Regions from separate parts of the Homo sapiens genome. Here region 2 is linked to region 1. A link is a contact called in ENCODE Hi-C or POLR2A ChIA-PET data. All regions are on one chromosome and are shown on one strand. Each heading gives the region's core, a stretch centred on a gene start or an enhancer-like site at or near the end of the contact. The rest is flanking DNA. Distances are from core to core; before and after follow the strand shown. Region 1 holds the start of SHCBP1L (SHC binding and spindle associated 1 like). Region 2 overlaps LAMC1 (laminin subunit gamma 1).

Region 1 (6,705 bases), core at 660-3,159:
ATATTTTAGTCTTTAAAAGAACTGATTCAAAAAGAACAAAGATCAAATAAAATTTATTTACCTCAACCAATATACCAACAAAAGGGATAGAAGCTTCTTCATATTTCACAAAGAATACACTGGGATTAGTCTTCCAGACTCCAAGCCATTTGTCTTTCAACTTTAATTTTTCTGATAGGTATTTACCCATAACTTCATCAGCATCTTCTGCCTAACAAGAGAAAAAATGGATCTACATATAAATATATGAAATTATAGATTTTAAACTAAGTGGTTTTTTTTTTTTTTACTGATTTCTATTTTAAAATGGAACCAATATAGCCTTAAATAATGAATGACCTGGAAAATTACAGATTTTAACTGAAACCGCATCTAGTGGAAAACATCACCAACAAAAAATTAAACTTAAAAGAGATCTATTCACTCGAATAATTCATAGATAAGACAGCTAGTTATTGTTTATGTCTTAATTTTCAACTTTTTATAAATATCACTGCAGTGAATATGCAGGTACACAAATTCTTCTGCTACAACTTAAAAAAATAGGTTAGAAACATGAAATATTTGCTCTATTCCGTTTTATCAGATATGTATTTTCTATAAAAGAAAGTCATGCCACCAGGCACGGTGGCTCATGCCTGTAATCCCAACACTTTGGGAGGCCGAAGCGGGCAGATTACCTGAGGTCGGGAGTTCGAGTCCAGCCTGACCAACTGGAGAAACCCCATCTGTACTAAAAAAAAATACAAAATTAGCCAGGCGTGGTGGCTCATGCCTGTAATCCCAGCTACTCGGGAGGCTGAGGCAGGAGAATTGCTTGCACCGGGAGGCGGAGGTTGTGTGAGCCGAGATTGCCCCACTGCATTCCGGCATGGGCAACAAGAATGAAACTCCGTCTCCAAAAAAAAAAAAAAAAAAAAAAAAAAAAAAAAAAAATATATATATATATATATATATATATATATATATATATATATATACACACACACACACACACACACACATTTATATATATATATACACACACATATATATCATGCCGCATTGTGGACTGCTGAGTGGGAAGTACCCTTAAAGTAATTTCTAGCATTCTAGTGTAAAAGTCAAGGCTAAGTGATCTTACTCATGTTTGGACATAAACTGTTAAATAAAGGTACCAAGATTCATGCCTGTGCAATGATAAGGCCAATATATCTTCATTTTTTAGGAGCTCTCAGAAAATTCTCTCTCAGGGCTGTCCCGTTACCTGACGAATTTTGTCGGAAACTCGAACCTTAACTCCTCTAGGGCAGGACGCGGGCACCTCTAACAAGGTGAACGCTCTATACATGTTGACTCCATTTACTTTTTTGAAACGCAAGTTTTCGTTGTGCCCTGTGGATCCCCATCCGCCTAAGAGGGAAGCCCCAGATGCCTGTCCCCAGGTTCCGACGAGCTTCCGACCGTAGTCTTCCTGTCCCGGATCCGCTCACCTTACAGTCCTGCAGCACTTCGTCGCAATACAGCGACACCTTCTCGTCCCGCCACATCCCCCTCATACGGGACACGCAGACTGGGGGCAGGGGCTGCGCCTCCTCTTCATCCTCAGGCACTGGCAGCAGGGGCTCCTCCGCCGCCGCCGCCGCCGCCTCTCCCGTGTCCTCGGCCTGAGCCGCGGGCAGGCGCTGGAGCCGCAGCCTGGCCGTCTCCCGGCCCGCTTTCCCCTTCACCGGGCGAGGGGAGGCCACCACCGACCGCACTGGGATCGCGGTGCCCTTCAGGGTGGTCGCGGCCGCCGTGTCCCCGGAGACAGCGGAGGCGGACTTCTCGCCTCGCCTGTCCGGGCTGATGGTGCGGAATGAGTCCGCGGGCACCGAGGCCTTGGAGCCCGACGCCATCTCCTCAGCAGCCCGAGGGCCGAGGCAGCCGTTGGCCACTTTTCCCGCCCTCGGCCGCTCTGGCCAATAGGCGCTCTGCGCTTCAGGCCCGCAACGAGCGGCTGCTCGAGGGCGTCCCGCCGGGTGGGGTGTTGCGGCTCTGGGAGGGATGTGAGGCGCGGCCCAGAGCTAGGGGGTGCGGGGCCTGCGGGTAGAGCGCGGGGTCCTGCGGACGCATTCAGGGTGCTGGGGGGCGCTGCTCAGAGCTAGGTGGGACAGGGCGAAGCGCCTGGGCTCAGGACAGGGGTGGGGGGGCCCGGGTCAGTGTTGGGTGCGGCTCCGTGCCGAACCCCCACCAGGTGCCGCACACACCAGAAGGTGCCAGACGAGCCCAACGCAATGGCTCTAACCCCAGCCCTCTGTCTCCCCCAGGGGAGGTTTCCTTAGGGTCCTCATACGTTTCAGGGTGATTATGAGTCACCTTCCAGGTCATCAGGACCTAAAAAAATGCTCCACCTACCACTCCACAAACAAAGCCTGAAAGAAAATTTATTTTCATACTGGGAGGTGACACTAACTGGAACCCTCTGGCTATTACTAGAGGAAACCCTAGTGACAAATCCAGCAACCTAGATTTCCCTTTTAGCCCCCACCTATTACAGGGTTCACCAAATAGGATTTCCTTTACATTTTAAATAGGACTTTCACTTTTTGCCAAGATGTGGTCATACCAAGGAGAAGTTAGTCTGTTTTCTTGTCTCTGTTGTGCTATTCAAAATTCTCACATAAAAGATTATATTATATAACTGTTAAACTGGACAACAACTTCCAGCTGGGAGTGATGTGTGCAAACTATGAACACTTTCACGATAAAAGTCTGTTCCAGATCATACATTTTGGAGAACAACAGAGACCACTCACTTCTGGTATTTTACTGTTGAATGTATATTGAGCCAATTGGAATTAACGTTTGTTCACAGTCTAGCTGTGAAATACTGCACTGAAGCTGACAGCTCCCAAGGAGAACAGCATTGGGAAAACACCTGCCTTCCTTCACACTCGTCTGGAAGAACACTATGTTAAATTCTGAGTTTATTTTGAGGAAAATATTAACATCATGTGGCTGGGCGCGGTGGCTCACGCCTGTAATCCCAGCGCTTTGGGAGGCCGAGGCGGGCGGATCACAAGGTCAGGAGATCGAGACCATCTTGGCTAACACGGTGAAACCCCGTCTCTACTAAAAATACAAAAAATTAGCCGGGCGCAGTGGCGGGCGCCTGTAGTCCCAGCTACTCGGGAGGCTGAGGCAGGAGAATGGCGTGAACCTGGGAGGCGGAGCTTGCAGTGAGCCGAGATTGCGCCACTGCAATCCGGCCTAGGCTAAAGAGCGGGACTCCGTCTCAAAAAAAAAAAAAAAAAAAAAATTAACATCATGTTACTGTAGTTTAGGGAATAATTACAACATGCATCATGTTTCAATTCTATTCTTACTTTATTCCTTTCGTTGAGTCCTGGACTTTGTTTATAACAATACTAACTGCATATTTCACTCACACACACACACACAAATGTTTTACTCTAGTGTTTCTTCAAAAGTTTGTTTTTGATAAATTATGGGTTTTTTAATTCTTAGGTTCTGAATAATAAAGACCACCTGTCCTGGGCCAAAGTTTAAAAACAGCAACAGCTCCCTTTTCCTCCAAAAGGCAAATACTTGTTAGAAATCTGTTACATGCCACACAATGCGTAGATGCCACAGTTATAGAGGTAAAAGACCAAATCCCTGCCCTCGTAATCCTAGTGAAAGATACAGATGGGTCAGTAGATGATTGTGTTTGGTAAGGACCATGCTTTTATTTATGTAAATACACATAAATACATACATATATATATTTATATACACACAAATAATTTGTATTTATTTATGTGTGTATATATATGCGTGTGTGTGTGTGTGTGTGTGTGTATATATATACACATATATTCCACATTGTAGGAGAAAAGGACCTTTCTTCTCCAAAGAAGGGATACTTAAGCTGAGTTTTTAAAACAACTTTTTTCTTTTTTTTTGCCTCCCAAAGAAATTTAGCTTGTTTCTCCCACCTCCTGTCTCCTCCAGGATGCTTTGACAAATGGAATACCACTGTCCCTTTTTCCTACAATGACTCCCTTCTCCCAACACAGAGCTCCCAATGCCCAGGCTCAAGATCGGCTTTCAGTTCCACCCATGGCCACTGCGTTTCTTGGTCATTCTTCAAGGGGTCTTTGTGTTCTCAACCTTCTGCCGCAATCCCAAGTGGAAGCTCTGTTGGCTCGCCCTCTAGTCCTCTTCCTGCTGAGCCAGTCTTCAACTAGGAATCACACCAGAGTCACCAGGACAAGGAAAGCTAGGCCCATCTGAAGGAGATTCTGGGCAGTGTGGTCTCAGAGGGCACAGTCTTTCTGGAGTCCCGTCTCTGGTTAAAAGGTAGGTGTCCCAAGAGCCAGAAGAGGTGGGGTCTGCTGGTGTTCTCAATGTCACCTATGATCAGGAGCTTTGCCAGTTCACTGGGGAAAGACCACACATGGTTGTTATAGGAGCCAAAACATCGGTATGTCCCTCTGTGGGTTGTGGTCACAGGACCAATGGGGAACTCCGCCTGGACATTCCCATATCTGCACTGTGTGCGGCTGGATCTTCCCTCCTGTTACCACCAGATCCAGAGTCACTGGGCTCCGACCAGAGCTCCCCAGCCAGATAGAAGCAGCTGTATAGCCCTGCTGTGCGGAAGGTCATGAGTAGGATGTGGAATTCAACTTTGTTAATCCATTCAGGGGGTTTTGGTCTCTCCATGGCAGAAAGGCTTCCTTCAAAGTACAGCTGGTATTCAACAGCCTCAGAATCTCCCCAGTGACAGATGGTCACCGGCTTTTCATTTGGATTCATGAACTGGGTTCAGCCCAGATGATGGGTTTTGGGAGAGTCTGCTGCTGAGCACTGATCCTCTGGCTCAGACACAGCCAGTGGCAGAGCAGGGCAGGGAGTGCAGAAGGCATCACTCAGATTCTGCCAGTCGAGTGCCAAGCAGTGGGGTGGGGACTGAGCCCAGCAGGCCAGGAGATGCACAGTATGTGGTAGGTGAGGCCCAGCGCCCATCACCACGGGGCAGCTTTCACCTTGACTTTTTTCACAAGAAGGTTCACAGCTCCTCTCCACCTCTGACCATGAGTCTACAGAAAGGCCATGGTCCCTATGACACATCTGACCACAGCTGTGGTCTAGCCAGCTCCTCTGATAATTGTCTGCTCAGCCTGAAATGCATTTCTGGGTCAACTTCTCAATTCTGCAATGTGGAAGTCATGCCCAGGGCATGAGTCAGTATTCAGACCCATGATACCCCCTGAGAATCATATAAAAATATAGGGAATTTCACAATGAGATACCATTACCATCTCACACCAGTCAGAATGGCTATTACTAAAAAGTCAGAAATTCACAGACGCTGGTGAGATTGTGGAGCAAAGAGGAAGGTTTACACACTGTTGGTGGGAGTGTAAATTAGTTCAGCCACTGTGGAAAGCAGTTTGGAGATTTTTCAAAGAACTACAAATAGAATTACCATTCAGCCCAGCAATCCCATTCCTGGGTATATATCCAAAGGAAAATAAATAATTCTACCAAAAAGACACATGCACTTGTATGTCCATTGGAGCACTTCACAATAGCAAAGATATGGAATCAACCCAGGTGCCCAACAGTAGTGGATTGGATTAAGAAAATGTAGTACATATACACCATGGAATACTATACAGCTGTGAAAAGGCACAAGATTTTTGCAGTAACATGGATGCAGGTGGAAGGCTTTATCCTAAGCAAATTAACACAGAAGCAGAAAACCATGTTCTCACTTATAAGTGGGAGCTAAACACTGGGTACATGTGAACACAAAGAAGGGAACAACAGTAACTGGGGACTCCAAAAAGGAGGAGAGAAGGAGGGGGGCAAGACTTGAAAAACTATGTATTTGGTACTATGCTCACTAGTTGGGTGACTGGATCATTAAAAGTGCAAGCCTCAGCATTACATAATATACTCATATAAGAAACCTGCACATGTATCCGCTGAATCTAAGAAAAGTAAGTAAAAATAGGGACTTTTTAACGGTGGATCTTCTGTGTACAGCATGCACATGCTTGGATAAGTTAATTGGTTTTATCAGAATGGAATGATAACACTATCTTCTTCAATGATTTGTTATAATATTTCAATAAAATAAAATAAAAGTGAAAAGAAAAGCTTCCCACTTAAAGACTTAATAAGGGCTGGGCACAGTGGCTCTCACCTGTCATCCCAACACTTTGGGAGGCCGAGGTGGGCTGATCACAAGGTCAGGAGTTCAAGACCAGCCTGGCCAATATGGTAAAACGCTGTCTCTACTAAAAATACAAAAATTAGCCAGGCGTGGTGGCGGGCACCTGTAGTCCCAGCTACTCAGGAGGCTAAGGCAGGAGAATCGCTTGAACCCAGGAGACAGAGGTTGCAGTGAGCCGAGATCACACCACTGTACTCCAGCCTGGGAGACAGAACGAGACTCTGTCTCAAAACAAACAAACAAACAAACAAAACAAAACAAAAAAAAAACCTAATAAGAAAAGAAACATTTCTAAGTAAGTAACTAACTCTCCACTTAATAAAAAAAAAAAGAAAAAACTCTCTACTGAAGTTGCGAAGATCTACGGTAAGAACAAATGTTCTATCTGTGAAATTGTGAAGGAGAAAAAAGTAATTGGTGCATATGTAGGGTATGGTACTATGCACGGTTTCCGGCATCCACTGGGGCCTTGGAATGTATCCTGGTGGATATGGGGG
Region 2 (6,607 bases), core at 3,079-5,578, 120 kb after region 1:
TTTGATTATAATTTTTGAAACATTAATATTTTAAAATTAAGTTTGATTCAGTGTGAATATGTCTTTGGAAGTCTGGAGCTCTGAGAAGAATGACAAGTAGTTGTTTACTTTGAGAGGCAAATGGTATTGAAAGAGCCAGTGATTTGCAGCTGGGTGATTTGGGTTCAAATAAATTCCAGCTATGCCATTTACAGTTTGTGTGACTTTGGTCAGGTTTCTTGAACTTGAGTCTCAATTTCCATGTTAATAAAATAAGGTATTACTTTATCAAGCTACTTTAATAAGCGAGAGAATGCTTGTAAAACTCCCACTGAAGTGACTGGCATATAGTGGCATTTAATACATGATAACGCATTATTGTCATAGTGATTATCATTATAAGCTTAGGTTTATATTACAAAGTTTTTTATTTCCCTTTATATCTTTTAAACTATATCCTTTTACCAAGTGTACTGTACTTTCTGTAGTTTGTGGGAAAAATTGAATCAAAATCTAGCATTCTCAACTTTAGAGTTCTTTTTTCTAAGAATGTTGTAATTGAACAACTAAAAGAGACAATTGACATTATGCCATCAGAGGGTTGGACGAAGGTTAACTGAGGTATCCTGAAAAGCATCTGCCATGCTGGAGAGGATGTGGGGAAATAGGAATGCTTTTACACTGTTGATGGGAGTGTAAATTAGTTCAACCATTGTGGAAGACAGTGTGGTGATTCCTCAAGGATCTAGAACCAGAAATACCATTTGACTCAGCAATCCCATTACTGGGTATATACCCAAAGGATTATAAATCATTCTACTATAAAGACACATGCACACATACGTTTATTGCAGCACTGTTCACAATAGCAAGGACTTGGAACCAACCCAAATGTCCGTCAGTGATAGACTGGATAAAGGAAATGTGGCACATAAACACCATGGAATACTATGCAGCCATAAAAAAGGATGAGTTCATGTCATTTGCAGGGACATGGATGAAGCTGGAAAGCATCATTCTCAGCAAACTAACACAGGAACAGAAAACCAAACACTGCATGTTCTCACTCATAAGTGGGAGTTGAACAATGAGAACACATGGACACAGGGAGGGGAACATCACATACTGGGGCCTTTCAGGGGGTTGGGGGCTAGGGAAGGGATAGCATTAGGAGAAATACCTAATGTAGATGACAGGTTGATGGGTTAATGGGTGCAGCAAACCACCATGCACATGTTGTGTACCTATGTAACAAACCTGCACATTCTGCACATGTATCTGAGAACTTAAAGTATAATTTAAAAAAAAATGTAAAGAAAAGCATCTGCCACAGAGCTTGGGCCAATAAGTTTGGTTTATTGTGTTTTAGTCATTGGTATATAGCTTTTCTGAAGTTATGCATTACAGTTAATTACATTCTAAGAGTGCATTATAAGGTTAATTTCTTGTTTTGATACCAGGGTTTGTTAAAAAGGAACAATATTTTCTAGAAAAGCTTTAAAGTAGTCATATTCTTACAGATTTTAAATCTAGGACTTTGTCTAACTATTGATGATTTATTGAGTAGCTCTGGGATTTTTTTCAGAAATTAAAAAAAATCTTTCATCTGTACAATTTTTCAGTTTTGTTTAGAATTCTTTTTTTGTCATTGCATTTTTAAAGCACTCATTTTAATTTAATAAAACGATGAGTGTGTCTCCTAAAGTTGACCACACAACTGCAAATTGTATTTTTTGCATTTCTTTGTTGGCAGTAGTAGTTTCCTATTGGCTGTTCTGTACTTATATATATAGATATACATATATATTTTTGTTGTTGTTGTTGTTGTTGTTGTTTTTGAGAGACGGAGTCTCGCTCTGTCACCCAGGCTGGAGTGCAGTGGCAGGATCTTGGCTCACTGCAACCTCTGCCTCCCAGGTTCAAGTAATTCTCCTGCCTCAGCCTCCTGAGTAGCTGGGACTACAAGCGCACGCCACCACATCCAGCTATTTTTTTTTGTAGTTTTAGTAGAGATAGGGTTTTACTGTATTGGCCAGGCTGGTGTCAAACTCCTGACCTCGTTATCCACCTGCCTTGGCCTCCCAAAGTACTGGGATTACAGATGTGAGCCACCACGCCTGGCCACTTGTCAATATATTTAAAAATTTTTTTATTTTTGGCTTGTCAGTATTGACCTTAATATTTGTAGTATTGGGAGTATCATGATAGCAGAAAGGACTTTGGAAAATCTATTATTAGAGGGCTTCACATGGGTGCTTCTGTAATAAAATGAATGGTGAAAAGAGACTTAACCATTTATAGTTGTTGGCTTCGGATAAATCTCCCAGAAAATAAGTGGATTGGAGTCCATTAACCCAAGCTTCCCAAAGCATAATGGGAGTTGAGCTTAGGGCCTGTTTCCTAGTGAGTGACCTACTGAGGCTTAGGGGCTAGATCAAAAGGATCTGGTAGTACTGAGTTTCTTAGTACCAAATTGAAAATGGATTTCTTTTTTTTAAAAAAGGCCTTTGTTACAATCTTATTGCCTGAGATGATGTAACATGTTAATGGGTTATCCATTTTGTATTGTTTTTTTTTGTGTGTGTATGTGTGTGTGTAAAGAATACACACAATCTCAATGCTGAAATGAATTTGAAATGTAAACTAATTATTTTCAAGTGCATAGGATATTACAGTCTAAGGTAAGAAACAGTAAGCTAGTACTCATTTGTTGTGCTAAGCAAATTACTAATTATTTAGGTGAGCATGAAGAAGAAAACCAAACCAGAAAGGTTTAGGGATATTAATGTTCTTCAAATTAGTTAAGAAAGTTAGCAGCAGCCACTGAATGAGGACCTACTATGTGTAAGCATATTTTATGCTCATTTTCCTCACAAGAACTCTATGAAGTAGATATCAAATTATTGCAGGTCTCTAATTGCATATCCAGCACTCAAGGCAAGAGGTGTTTCACAATTCATGACTTTTTTAGGTTTTTAGAAAAGTGACACATGGGCTGGGCACGGTAGCTCATGCCTGTAATCCCAGCACTTTGGAAGGCTGAGGTGGGTGGATCCATGAGGTCAGGAGATTGAGACCATCCTGGCTAACATGGTGAAACCCCATTGCTACTAAAAACACAAAAAATTAGCCGGGCATGGTGGCGGGCGCCTGTAGTCCCAGCTACTTGGGAGGCTGAGGCAGGAGAATCGCTTGAACCCAGGAGGCGAAGGTTGCAGTGAGCCGAGATCGCGCCACTGCACTCCAGCCTGGCAACAGAGCGAGACTCCATCTCAAAAAAAAAAGAAAGAAAAGTGACACAGGTATATACTTTATATCAGTGGTCCCCAACCTTTTTGGCACCAGGGACTTGTTTTGTGGGAGACAGTTTTCCACTGTTGAATTCTGCCTGGAGTATATGTTTTAAAATTCAATATGTAACTTCATATTACAGACTCTCTACTGTACCTGCTATATTGTGTATTACAACAACATCTGAACTCAGTGAATGGTTTTAGGTTCATTGTCAGGACTCTGGGTCCATTTATATGGCATATAAGCATTTTAACTTGTTTCTTGCCATATTTTCAAAACAGCCTTGTGTATGTCTGGGAACAATAAATAGGGAGTTTCATTATCACTGTTGTGCTAATGCATGTTTAAAGTTAGACAGATGAGTAGCTGTTCATCAATATATGTAAAACCTAGAGAAATGATTAGCTATTCATCAATATATGTAAAACTTAATTATTAAAAAAATGTAATGTCCTATGTCTGTGCACTGGGAGATCCAGGAAAGGTAAAAGTTAAGTCATTATCCTCAAGGAGATTACAGTCTAGTTGGAGGTGTATATTATACTATTTATTCTGTTGTTTCAGTGGGATTTGTTGTGGGAGAGAAAGGTAAGTTAAACAGAAAGCCTGAAGAGAGGTCTGGGTGTCCAGTGTGTCAGGGAATGCCTCCTTCTTGTAGCATCCAACCAGATTGTTTTGGGAGTTAGAAATGTAATGCAGTCAGTCCCCCAACTTAAAGAAATACAGCCCAGACCATCTGGTATGTCACAGTTGTGTGGTAACAGCAGTAAGGAGCATCGGCTGAGTCTGAGGGGAGAGCTGGGTGCTCCTTGCACCTCCCTGGCCCTGGCAGGTCTCTTTGCTGATCTTGTGCTGCTTTCTGAGGAGCCTGTTTTTAGAATGCTTCTCCAGGTAGCCAGCACCAGTGGACCATCATTGAAGTAGGAGTGGGTGTTGAAAGAGATAGGGAGGGCATTCCAGGTAGATAGTGTGGACAAAGGCACCAAGCCTGAAAAAAGAATGGCCCGGTTGAATAATTTTAAGTAGTTTGAGATGGCACAGTGCCCGGCACACAGTCTCTTCATAAATGATTACTCAAAGATTGAGTGAGTGGACAGATGAATGAATGGGCTAGATTGTGGCATGTGCGTGGAATTAGGTAAGAGATTCTTAGACTTGATCATAATTGCCTAGTAAATCATTCTTCCATAGCCCTTTTATAAGGTAAATACCTAGTCATAAAGTTCAATCTGTGATTCACTAGTTATATTTGCAAATTATTTAGTCTCTGGGCCTGTTTCCTCACCTATAAACAAGGTAGTTAGGCTTGAGAACTCCTCTATTCCTTCCATCTTTAGAATAGCTATGATTTTAAGTAAAGGGACAGGGACCAACTAGTGCTTCTGTTGGGGGTTCAGAGCTGAACCTCTTCTGCTGTCCTGGCTCTTTAGGCATCTCTCTGGCCTGTCACAGAGGTTGGATGACTGGGATGCCTTGTGGATGCCCAGATGTTCCTGGGATACTTCCAGTTTTGTGGGTGATGGTAATGTCTGTGTGTTCTTCCTTTGTCATCTGGGCCGTGATTTGAAGGATATACTACCATTTGTATTTAATGTCTAGGGTGGTGAGATAAGAGCTCCTATTAGATTTTTTAACTAGAAATGGAATAAATGCTGTATCTAGTTAATAATTAGGAAAACTTTACTCATATTTTTTATTTGGGGCTTAAGGAGAAAATAAACTTTAATTTAGGGATTTTTTTTTTCCTGCTTGAATTCAGTAGGGTCTTCCTCAAAATCTTAAATGGGAGTTCTCAGTTCCCCTTGTAATGTCAACCTCGGCAAATTTCTTCTGTTGATATGGAAAGAATTGTTGGACAGGTGGTAAGGGTAACTGAGCAGTGGGTAGGGATGAGTTCAAAGAAGAGAAATCCTACAGACGATGGTTGGTTGGATGATAAATATGAAGGATTGTGTGCTGATGTATTCCCTGTGGTGGTCTGCAAGAGTGTGTGGGAGACATTTGTTCTCATTTCCTGTTTCATCACAGCCTGCCACCTGCTGTGTCGCTATACAAAGTAACATCACTTTTAAAGATTGCTGTTTAGGAAATCATGTTTTATATGTCAGGAAGCTGGGTTTTTTTTGTTTTTGTTTTTTTTTTTTTGAGTCCCATTAAAGACTGATCCAGGAAGCATCTCTCTATATGAAACTTGGTGTGTATGTGTGTGTTTGTGTGTGTGTTGACAACTTAGGAAATTGGTGATTGATGCAGAAAGGAAGACAATGAGTAACTTGGGATTGTGCCTGTATGGATGTTTTGTCTACACGTGGGTGGAGGAAAATACTTGATGCTGTGTTCTGTAGCTATTACCCTGTGGAGTTTCTCACTTGAAAATTGAAGCTGTGTCCAGATACAGCTGTAATTCAGAATAATAGCAAGCATAGTACTGTCTTTGTTTTTCTGGGCCCTGGGAAGACAAGTCTACAGCTCTTTGAGGTTCATGTGTGACTCTACATTCCGGCCTCATTATTTGGAGGTTTGATATTTGCATGTTTGCCTGCTTGCTAAGCTTTGAAACCACAGAAATCAATCTTTATGGTAGTTTGTGGTCATTTGGGACATCTGCAGAGCAGTGAAAAATTTGAGTCCCTGAAACACACACAGCTCAGCTGAAGTAAAAGGAGGTGATGTTCTGCCTTCTTGTTTCAGCTGCACTGCTGTAAATAAATATCACTTTCTTAGCCTATTTAATGCCGTATTTTCCCCATTTCTGTCCTTTTTATTGGTGATTTCACTGCCTAACATGACCCTCAAGCATAGTGCTGAAGTGCCGTCTTAAGTTCCCAAACACAAGAAGGTGTGTGCCTTAGGGAGAAGGTGCATGTGATGGGTAAGCTTTGTTCAGGCAAAACACATGGAAAACAAGGTTATATTCTGTCCAGTTGACGAAAATGTTGAGACCAGAGGTTTGCAGATGTCAACTTCTGAAACAATGATTCTGTATTCTCTAATGCAGTGTTATGTTATAGAAATACAAGTACCATGAGCAGTAAAAATTGTATTTAGAGTAGAAGCTAATTGGTCCTAGTCATGGTTCACATATCTGGGTGAACATGGGGAATTTTTATGCCTTGTGAAACATATTTTAAAAGTTACCTTTTGAAAATTAAAGGAACTGTTTGATTTGGAGCTAAGAACAAATAATAGCACATAGGTAGTTTGACTTTCTGAATTCTTTTAAGTCTGCTATTTGGAGGCACTGTTTGTCATAATGTGACCATAGTGAGCTTCTGAGTATGGATGAAATCTTGTTACAACACATTCCAAAGACGATGAGGCATGGGGACATTTA

Evidence for each region. Hi-C counts contacts between places; a loop is a spot of excess contacts on that map. ChIA-PET counts read pairs that join two places held with the same protein, here RNA polymerase II (POLR2A). Pooled maps may share reads with other maps.
Region 2: POLR2A ChIA-PET joins it to region 1 with 10 read pairs in activated CD4-positive, alpha-beta T cell. The contact joins the enhancer-like site here to the promoter of SHCBP1L in region 1. A Hi-C loop is called at or near these places in 8 of 168 maps with a recorded cell type or tissue (A673, B cell, GM12878 and 5 more), 27 of 37 single-sample maps with no recorded cell type and 10 of 50 pooled maps. POLR2A ChIA-PET finds 5 or more read pairs at or near these places in 4 of 52 experiments (BJ, GM12878, MCF 10A and 1 more).

Annotation. Positions count from the first base shown.
Region 1 is chr1:182,951,257-182,957,961 of GRCh38, forward strand. It overlaps SHCBP1L (SHC binding and spindle associated 1 like), which reads right to left and starts at 1,910. Exons shown (of 10, transcript NM_030933.4): 1 at 1,473-1,910; 2 at 62-211. The coding sequence starts at 1,877. It also overlaps the pseudogene LOC100271717. RefSeq lists an enhancer at 6,303-6,705.
Region 2 is chr1:183,065,688-183,072,294 of GRCh38, forward strand. All of the region lies in intron 1 of LAMC1 (laminin subunit gamma 1), which reads left to right. Among named protein-coding and RNA genes, the nearest start is that of LAMC1, 46 kb to the left of the region's middle. RefSeq lists enhancers at 5,113-5,182, 5,193-5,242. Within about 2 kb of position 4,329, at least 7 of the 41 ENCODE cell types and tissues checked have a DNase peak (open chromatin) inside an H3K27ac peak, as active enhancers do; they include A673, GM12878, OCI-LY7 and 2 more, where a contact is called at or near this core.